Regions from separate parts of the Homo sapiens genome. Here region 1 is linked to region 2. Evidence: chromatin contacts called from ENCODE Hi-C or POLR2A ChIA-PET data. All regions are on one chromosome and are shown on one strand. Each heading gives the region's core, a stretch centred on a gene start or an enhancer-like site at or near the end of the contact. The rest is flanking DNA. Distances are from core to core; before and after follow the strand shown.

The links. A loop is a pair of places that touch in the nucleus more often than their neighbours do. ChIA-PET counts read pairs that join two places held with the same protein, here RNA polymerase II (POLR2A). Pooled maps may share reads with other maps.
Region 1: a pooled map shows a loop between it and region 2 (2.6-fold over the local background). The contact joins two enhancer-like sites. A Hi-C loop is called at or near these places in 3 of 168 maps with a recorded cell type or tissue (B cell, MCF 10A and chondrocyte) and 5 of 50 pooled maps. POLR2A ChIA-PET finds 5 or more read pairs at or near these places in 1 of 52 experiments (activated CD4-positive, alpha-beta T cell).

What each region holds. Positions count from the first base shown.
Region 1 is chr9:68,980,607-68,984,380 of GRCh38, reverse strand. All of the region lies in intron 14 of PIP5K1B (phosphatidylinositol-4-phosphate 5-kinase type 1 beta), which reads right to left. Among named protein-coding and RNA genes, the nearest start is that of PRKACG, 32 kb to the left of the region's middle. Within about 2 kb of position 2,365, at least 4 of the 41 ENCODE cell types and tissues checked have a DNase peak (open chromatin) inside an H3K27ac peak, as active enhancers do.
Region 2 is chr9:68,504,130-68,507,915 of GRCh38, reverse strand. All of the region lies in intron 10 of PGM5 (phosphoglucomutase 5), which reads right to left. Among named protein-coding and RNA genes, the nearest start is that of TMEM252, 35 kb to the left of the region's middle. Within about 2 kb of position 1,651, at least 5 of the 41 ENCODE cell types and tissues checked have a DNase peak (open chromatin) inside an H3K27ac peak, as active enhancers do.

The DNA of each region.
Region 1 (3,774 bases), core at 1,116-3,615, 480 kb before region 2:
TGTTACTTGCCTAAAAATCTTAGATTAGATACTACCTAGCACCCAAAAAAGGATGAGAATACATTTTCAGGAAACAGGCACCTGAGCTGAGAAAGCATTAACAGGCAGAGCATAAGCTTTGGAATCAGATGAATCTGACTTTCAATTCTGGCTCTTGGACTTAGTTGTATGTGATACTGGGTAAGTTTCTTAACCCTTCTGAGTAAGAGCTCCAGTTTCCCATATGTAAAATGAGAATAATAATACAGAACGAGTAGGGTTGTTGGAGTGATTTGTGGTAATGAATGTAGGATGCAAATATTTAGTTATTTAATTTGTATTTTTTAGAGACAGGGTATTGCTCTGTCATCCAGGCTGGAGTGCAGTGTTGCAATCTTGGCTTGCTGCAGCCTTGGACTCCTGAGCTCAAATGATCCTCCTGCCTCAGCCCCCAAGTAGCTGGGACTAAAGGCATGTGCCACCATGCCTGGTGTTTCTTTTTAAAATTTTTTTGGTAGAGATGAGGTCTCCCTATATTGCCAAGGCTGGTGTCAAACTCCTGGGCTCAAGTTATCATCCCAAAGGCCAAGAGTTTAAGAGTCTGGCTGCCTGCCGATGTGCTGCACCATTAAGTTTTGCCACAGTTCTCTCGATTCAGACTGTCTGAGGGCTAATTGCACACAATTTGCAACAAGCCACACAGGCCTGTAATGCACTGCCATTACAGGCATGAGCTACTACTGCTCCCAGCTGCAAATAGTTATTGAGTATCCATGTATGCACACTGCACCTAGAATGGATTCTAGCACCTAGAATACAGAGATCAAATTTTAAAAGTCTGTGCCTGATGGAACTTACATAGTATTAAAGAAGACAGACAATGAGATAAGTATTTAAAATATGTATTATGTTGGTCAAAAGTGCTAAGGAGAAAAAAAAAACACACACACAGAAAAAAGATAGGAAGTGAGTAGCAGAAGCCAACTCCAAACAGCAAACTCTCCTTGCTCTGCCATCATAGGATCTCAGGCATGAGCCACATCCTCCACAGGACACTTATCAAGCCCTCCCAAGTGTCCCTGGGTGGGGACAGACACCTCTGATCAACAGTTCTCTCTAAAGATCACATTCTAACTGCCACTCTTTTCTTGGCCTCAATAACCTCTTTTAAAGGCTGGAGGTGGGTAGTCAGCTGAGGGCTGTAGAGCTGATTTTCTGCCATTCAAAAACCAGTTTTGACCTTTGCAAGTGCTATAGTCTCACATTTACTTTTGTTTTGGGCCTCAGCCAAAACAGATACTAAAAATATTTCAGTTTAACACTGTCACATTATTTTTAGCAAAGAGAGATTAGTAAAGGTTATATGCACTACTGAAGAGAAAGGTGTAACTTTCCTAATCAAGAAATGTTTCACATAGGACATAAAGTCTTACCTAGGCTCAAGAACCTATAAACTGTATGCAGGAGTATGTATGTGCATGTCCATTGTGGCTTAAAAAATAATGAAATGTAATTATCAAAAGAGTAAGGAGATAACGCAAGAATAAGTCATCTAATTCAAATAAATGCATCCATAGTCTACAGCAAAGTCTTCTCTTGAAGATGCCCCAAGCAGTAAAGGTAATATAATTTTTTTTTTTTTGAGATGGAGTCTCGCTGTCACCCAGGCTTGAGTGCAGTGGTGCAATCTTGGCTCACTGCAACCTCCACCTCCCGGGCTTAAGCGATTCTCCTGCTTCAGCCTCTCAAGTAGCTGGGACTACAGGTGCGCACCACCATGCCCAACTACTTTTTTTTTTGTATTTTTAGTAGAGATGGGGTTTCACCATGTTGGCCAGGCTGGTCTTGAACTCCTGGCCTTGGGCGATCCACCCACCTCAGCCTCCCAGAGTGCTGGGATTACAGGCGTGAGCCACCGTGCCTGGCCAGTAATATACATTTAAAAAAAGGATTTTCATTTAAATGTCTATGCCATTGATCAATTTAATATTCATTGCTCCTCAGTTCTGACTTTGGGAAGTATTCTTGCTTTTGTCCTGATATTTTTACTGCATTGTTGATTTCCTGGGCACAAGCCTATTTAGAATCAATTTCTAATTTATCTGGCTGAGAGTTTCCTAGGTTCTGTTTTAGGGGTCACTTAGAAGCAAGGATACCTCTCTTAGGAGGAATATCCTGAAAATCTAGTGGTCAGGTCAGAGTGCCCACCATTTCTCAGACTTGTGGCTTGGGAAGATCCAGTTACAGCAGCAAATTTACGTGACTGGGTTTAGGAGTCTGGCTGCCTGCCTAGGTTCTGCACCATCAAGTTTTGCCACAATTCTCTCGATTCAGGCTGTCTGAGGGCTAATTGCATGTAATTTGCAACAAGCCACACAGGAAACTGTTAATCTACTCAGCTATGTTCTTCCCTTGTAAAAACACAGAAACTGCCAGTACTCTTCCCGGGCTCTGTGCTCTGCTCTCCGAACAAGTCATAAACTTCTCACAGGTGAGAGCAGTACAGGAGGAGCGATTTTTCTTCCTGGCTGTCTCTCTAGGAGAAAACGTTAATGGCACCCTGATGCCACACAGGCCTCTGTCATTTACAGAAAAAAAAAAAAAGATTCTTTTGGTTATCAGCAACATTAGTTTGGCTTCATTGGAGAGCATTAGCCTGGCTGGACTGCTGAAAACAGTCATTGATAATTTTATAGCCTGGAACACTCTGATTTCTGTTTGCAGACCTAATGAGTGTTTTATAGCTAATTCTCATGAGAGCATTTGTTGAGGGAACATATGGTACTATCCACAGTTTTTGTCTTTTAAAAGTCATTCTCTCACTGCCTCAATTTGTTTTAATCGAAGTAATAAACATCATAATAAAGCACACAACACAGATGACTTCTGATGAAAAGCAACAACCTCCTGCCCTCCCCACCCCCACCCTCCGCCATTCCCTAGGGGCAGCAGCCCTTTTTGGGATTTCTCTTTTAATATTTTCTGGCGATTCCCTTCATGTCTTTTGATGAATCAGGGGTTAAAAGATTCTTAACCTAAGGTAGCATCCATTGATTCACTATGAGGGACATTTACCCTCTTCTACCCTGTGTCTTCTTCCAACATTTGCTATTTATATTTTATTTTGTAACTGTAAATAACATACCTAGTGAGCTTTTTTATTCCATCAACCACACACCGTATCCTTTAACTCCCCACATTATTTCATCTTTGTCCCTGCTTTCCCCTCTCACTTTATATTAGACACACTTAAAAAACACCGAACAACTTTTATCTCTACTTTGTCAGGGCTGTTCATATTTATATCCTATCTTGCAGCTATAACAAAATTGCTCCCTCTTTGTCCACAGATTGGCTCTAAAATTAGAAAATTGACACATAGAGTTTATAGTATTGTGACTATATAAATATTGTATACTGCCTGGCCAACAGTGAGTTAGGGTTATATTTCCCTCTCTGGGTTCAGAGTCATAATTGCTGGGTCATGCAAAGAAAAATGTTTCCCAAATCAAAGTTAAATGGAGTCTTTTTTTTGCCCCCTAAGTTTGCTTAAATTCATGCCACATTTTAGGCTGCTTCATGTTAGGAGGTTTTTGCCCTTCAGAAACTGTCATGTGGGGAAGAAACCTCAGAGAATATCCAGGCGAAGGGCAGAGGCCTTGATACAAGCTCTGCGTCTCTGATTACTGGTTACAATGCTGGGCAAGTTATGACACTGAGCTCCTGGTTCCTCATCTGTGGGTGGGAAAGATGCCCAGCCCATCTCACAAGGCCAGCAAGAGGATCAGTTTGGAT
Region 2 (3,786 bases), core at 402-2,901:
CCATCAGATGACCAACCCTCCCAAGGAGTGTTCTCAGCTCCAGGGAAAACAATATGTAGTAACGGCAGAGTATGAGTCCAGATTTCAATATCTAAGGAAGAAAAAGAAGGACTGTTTGCCCTGGCGTTTTGTCTGCCTTTCCAGAAAGTACTCATCTAAGCAGAAATAGAAAAAAACCTATACATCTTTGCATCTTTCCAAGTTTAATTCCGCCCCAAGAGCCAGTTATGAAAACACAGCCATACTAAATTCCTTTCAACACCACTAGAGGGAAATCTAACCCACCTGACCAGAACTTGTTTCTTGTTTCTTAAAAAAAAAAAAAAAATTATAATTACAGAACTAAAATTTTAAGGCTGACACATACTTTGAGACATTATCCTGCTCAATACTTTCTACTCTTGCCCCTGTTTTAAAATTATTTGAATATATGTAGGCAAAGAGACTTAGAAAAGCACAAACTAGCCATCCTAATTGGGCAGGAGTCTTGACAGTTGAGAAATTGTTCTAACAGTCAACGTGAATCCCTTCCAGTTCAGCTTGAGTTTATTTCCTCAAATTACATATTCATTAGTTATGGAGAACAGCTGGTCATCTTTCCCGCCTCACATTATTCCTTAAATTCCTGAAGACCTCCAAGTCACGCCTCTCGTCTAAGTGGAATGAGCCAGCTCCTTAACTTGGTCATAGAGTTTAGAGCCCAACTCTTCACCAAGTGTTTCTCTTCTCAACTCTCTCTTCAACACTTTGCCCTCCCCCATAGTTCCAAAGTGCAGCAATACCGACCAAATTCTGAGGAGAAAAATAAAATGAGGTATTTCCTCATGTTTTCCCTCATATATATGGCTATTAATATATCCTTGCTCAGGTTTTCTTTTTAAATAACAACATCTTTTATTTATTTTTAAAATTGAATTTGTTTTCATTTTTAACTACATATGGGAAAGTAAGGAGAGGAAATATAATTTTTTTCAGGGTTTGGGGGGCTATAAACTGTAATCCAAACTTGACCCAAAACCAGGACCGAGGCACAACTTTTAGCTCTTTAAATCATATATACCTAGTATGATCCCCAAATCTTGCTCTCATACACACATGCATGTACACACATATACATATACAAAAATCTTTGTCTTGTCATGAAAGTGAATGGCTAAGTGAATGTGGATTTGCATCACTTCTGAACTCCATTCTGTTTCTCTTTCACATCATATGTATTATATCCATTTCTACTTTATTCTCCAAGTTTTTGACTACTCACTCTAGATCCCTTATGAACTAGAAAAGATATCCAATATGTATTTAGAACATTATTATTTTCATAATGTTTCTGAATCCTATTCATTGCTAATTCAAAATTAGTACAGAAAACTGGTTGTTTTTAAGACGCTATTCACTTTTACAACTGTTGTTAAAGGAAAAACCTTAAACAAATTAAACTTAAGAGTTTAACTGAGCAAAGGACGATTCTTGAATCAGGCAGCCTTCAGAACCAGATAGGTTCAGAGCAACTTGGAGCTGCCACGACGTCAGATAACATTTATGAACAGAAAAAGAAAAGTGAAGTACAGAAAGCAGAAGTGAGGTCCAGAGATAGCTGGATTGGTTACAGCTCAGTTTTTGCCTTATTTGAACATATTTTGAAAAAGTGGCTGCCTGTAATTGGCTGAAACTCAGCCACTGTGATTGGCTGAGACTCAGCTACTTGTCACAAGAGTAGGTTACAGTCTGTTTACACATCCAGTTAGGTCATAGTTCACTATGTATGGAAAAACCTTTAGGCCAAACTTAAATTATGTAAGGAGGCAGCTTTAGGCTAAACTTCTTTTAACAGTGTGGAATAACAAATACATGTGGTGTTTGTCCTCAATTTCTGGCACAGAGCTCCTAAAACCTTTGGAACTTCCTGAATGATAGGAGTCTTTGTTATTATTTCAGCCACAGCAGACTTTATGCTAGTGGGTGACTCTTGGTGGGCCCCAACATAGTTTCAGGTGGAGGGCTGGCTGCCAGAGGAACCAAACAGGTGGTTAGAGGGTTTGAATGTTCAGCCCCACCCCGTGACCTATAGGGAGGGGAGCAGGGCTGGAGACCAAATCCAACCGCCAAGGGCCAATGATTTAATCAACCATAATTACCTAGTGAAAACTCCATAAGAACACTTCAGCAACAGGGTTTGAAGAGCTTCCAGGCTGGTGAACACATCAAGGTGCTGGAGGCTGTCTTACCCAGAGAGGGCATGGAAGCTCCACACTCCTTCTCCACACCTGGCCCTAAGCATTTCTTCCATTTGGCTGGTTCTGGGTTCTAGCCTTTATAATAAACCAGTAATGCTAAGCGAAGCACTTTTCTGAGGTCAGTGAGTCATTCTAGTGAATTATTAAATCTGAAGGGGGATTGTAGAAAACCCTAAATTTGTAGTTGGCAAGGCAAAAATGTGGGTAGCCTGTGCACCCCATTTGCAGCTGGCATTCCTAGTAGGAGCAATCTTGTGAGACTGAGCCCTTAACTTGTGGGGTCTGGGCTAAATCCAGATAATGTCAGAACTGACTTGAATAGAATTGTTGCACCCAGTTGGTGTCAGGGAATCACAGAATTGATTGATCTGAGGAAAAAACCTCTCAATAACACTGTACTGAGGCTCCAGAGGTAGCCTTGGACTCAAGCACAAATAAAAAGAAATTCTCTTCTGGGCCTTCAACGTTAACATGGACAATGTGGATTTTGTTATAAGAAAGACTTAGTTTAAACCTCCAATCCAGAAATTACCTACTCCATGAATCTGAATTGCTTCCTGACTCAGTCTCCTTTCCTGCAAAAGCAAAGCAGGATAATTCTGCCATGAGGCCACTGGAACGATGAATAAGATAAAGGATGTATTTAGAATGGAGCCTGCATGTTGTAGGGACCTTAAAAATGGCATTTATTTTATTCAAGACCTCAGTCATAGGAGGAAACCTGATGATAGCACCAACATTCATCCTGAGTACAGAATATTTCAGCTTCCTGTGTGATATAATTGGGCTGAGAGATTCCAAAGTAATTAATGGTCAATATTGCAATAATTTGGCAAAACTGCGTTGGGCATTTACCATGTACCAGGTGCACTGGGGATACAGGGAAATAATCTGACAAAGTCCCAGCCTCCTGGTGCTTCCATTCTACTGGGTGGAGACAGATAATAAAATAAAATAAATATATATATATATGATGAGGATAAATGCCATGGAGAAAGCAAAGCAGGGTAGGGAAGTAAGAAGTACCTGCATGTGAGGGCTATTTTATATTAGGTGGCCAGGGACACCCTTACTGAGAAGTAAGGAGACAAGCTATGCAGATGTCAGAAGGAAAAGCATTTCAGGCAGAGGGAACAGCCATCGTAACTAACACGAGGCAGAGCATTCTCGTCATGTTCACCAAACAGCGGTTGGAGTGGAGAAAGAAGCAGGAAAAGAGATAGGAAATGAGGTCAGAGGGAGAAGGGGGCCATTTCCAGTATGTCATTCAAGATCATGGTAAGGGTTTGGGCTCTTCTCTAAATGAGGTGGAGGGGAGGATTCTATCAGAGCTATGAGGTGGTCTAACATGTTTTAGGAACTGCCATTTACTGAGATGGAGAAGAATGAAAGAAACAGCATGCTGGAGTTTGTTTTGGAGGAGTGCACAGGAGGCTGGCGGGAAATCAGTGTTGCACATGTCAAGTTGGTGATGTCTATAAGACATTCAGGTGGAATCCAATAAGCAACAGAAATAGAAGTCTAGAAGACAGAGATCGATGTGTGGAAT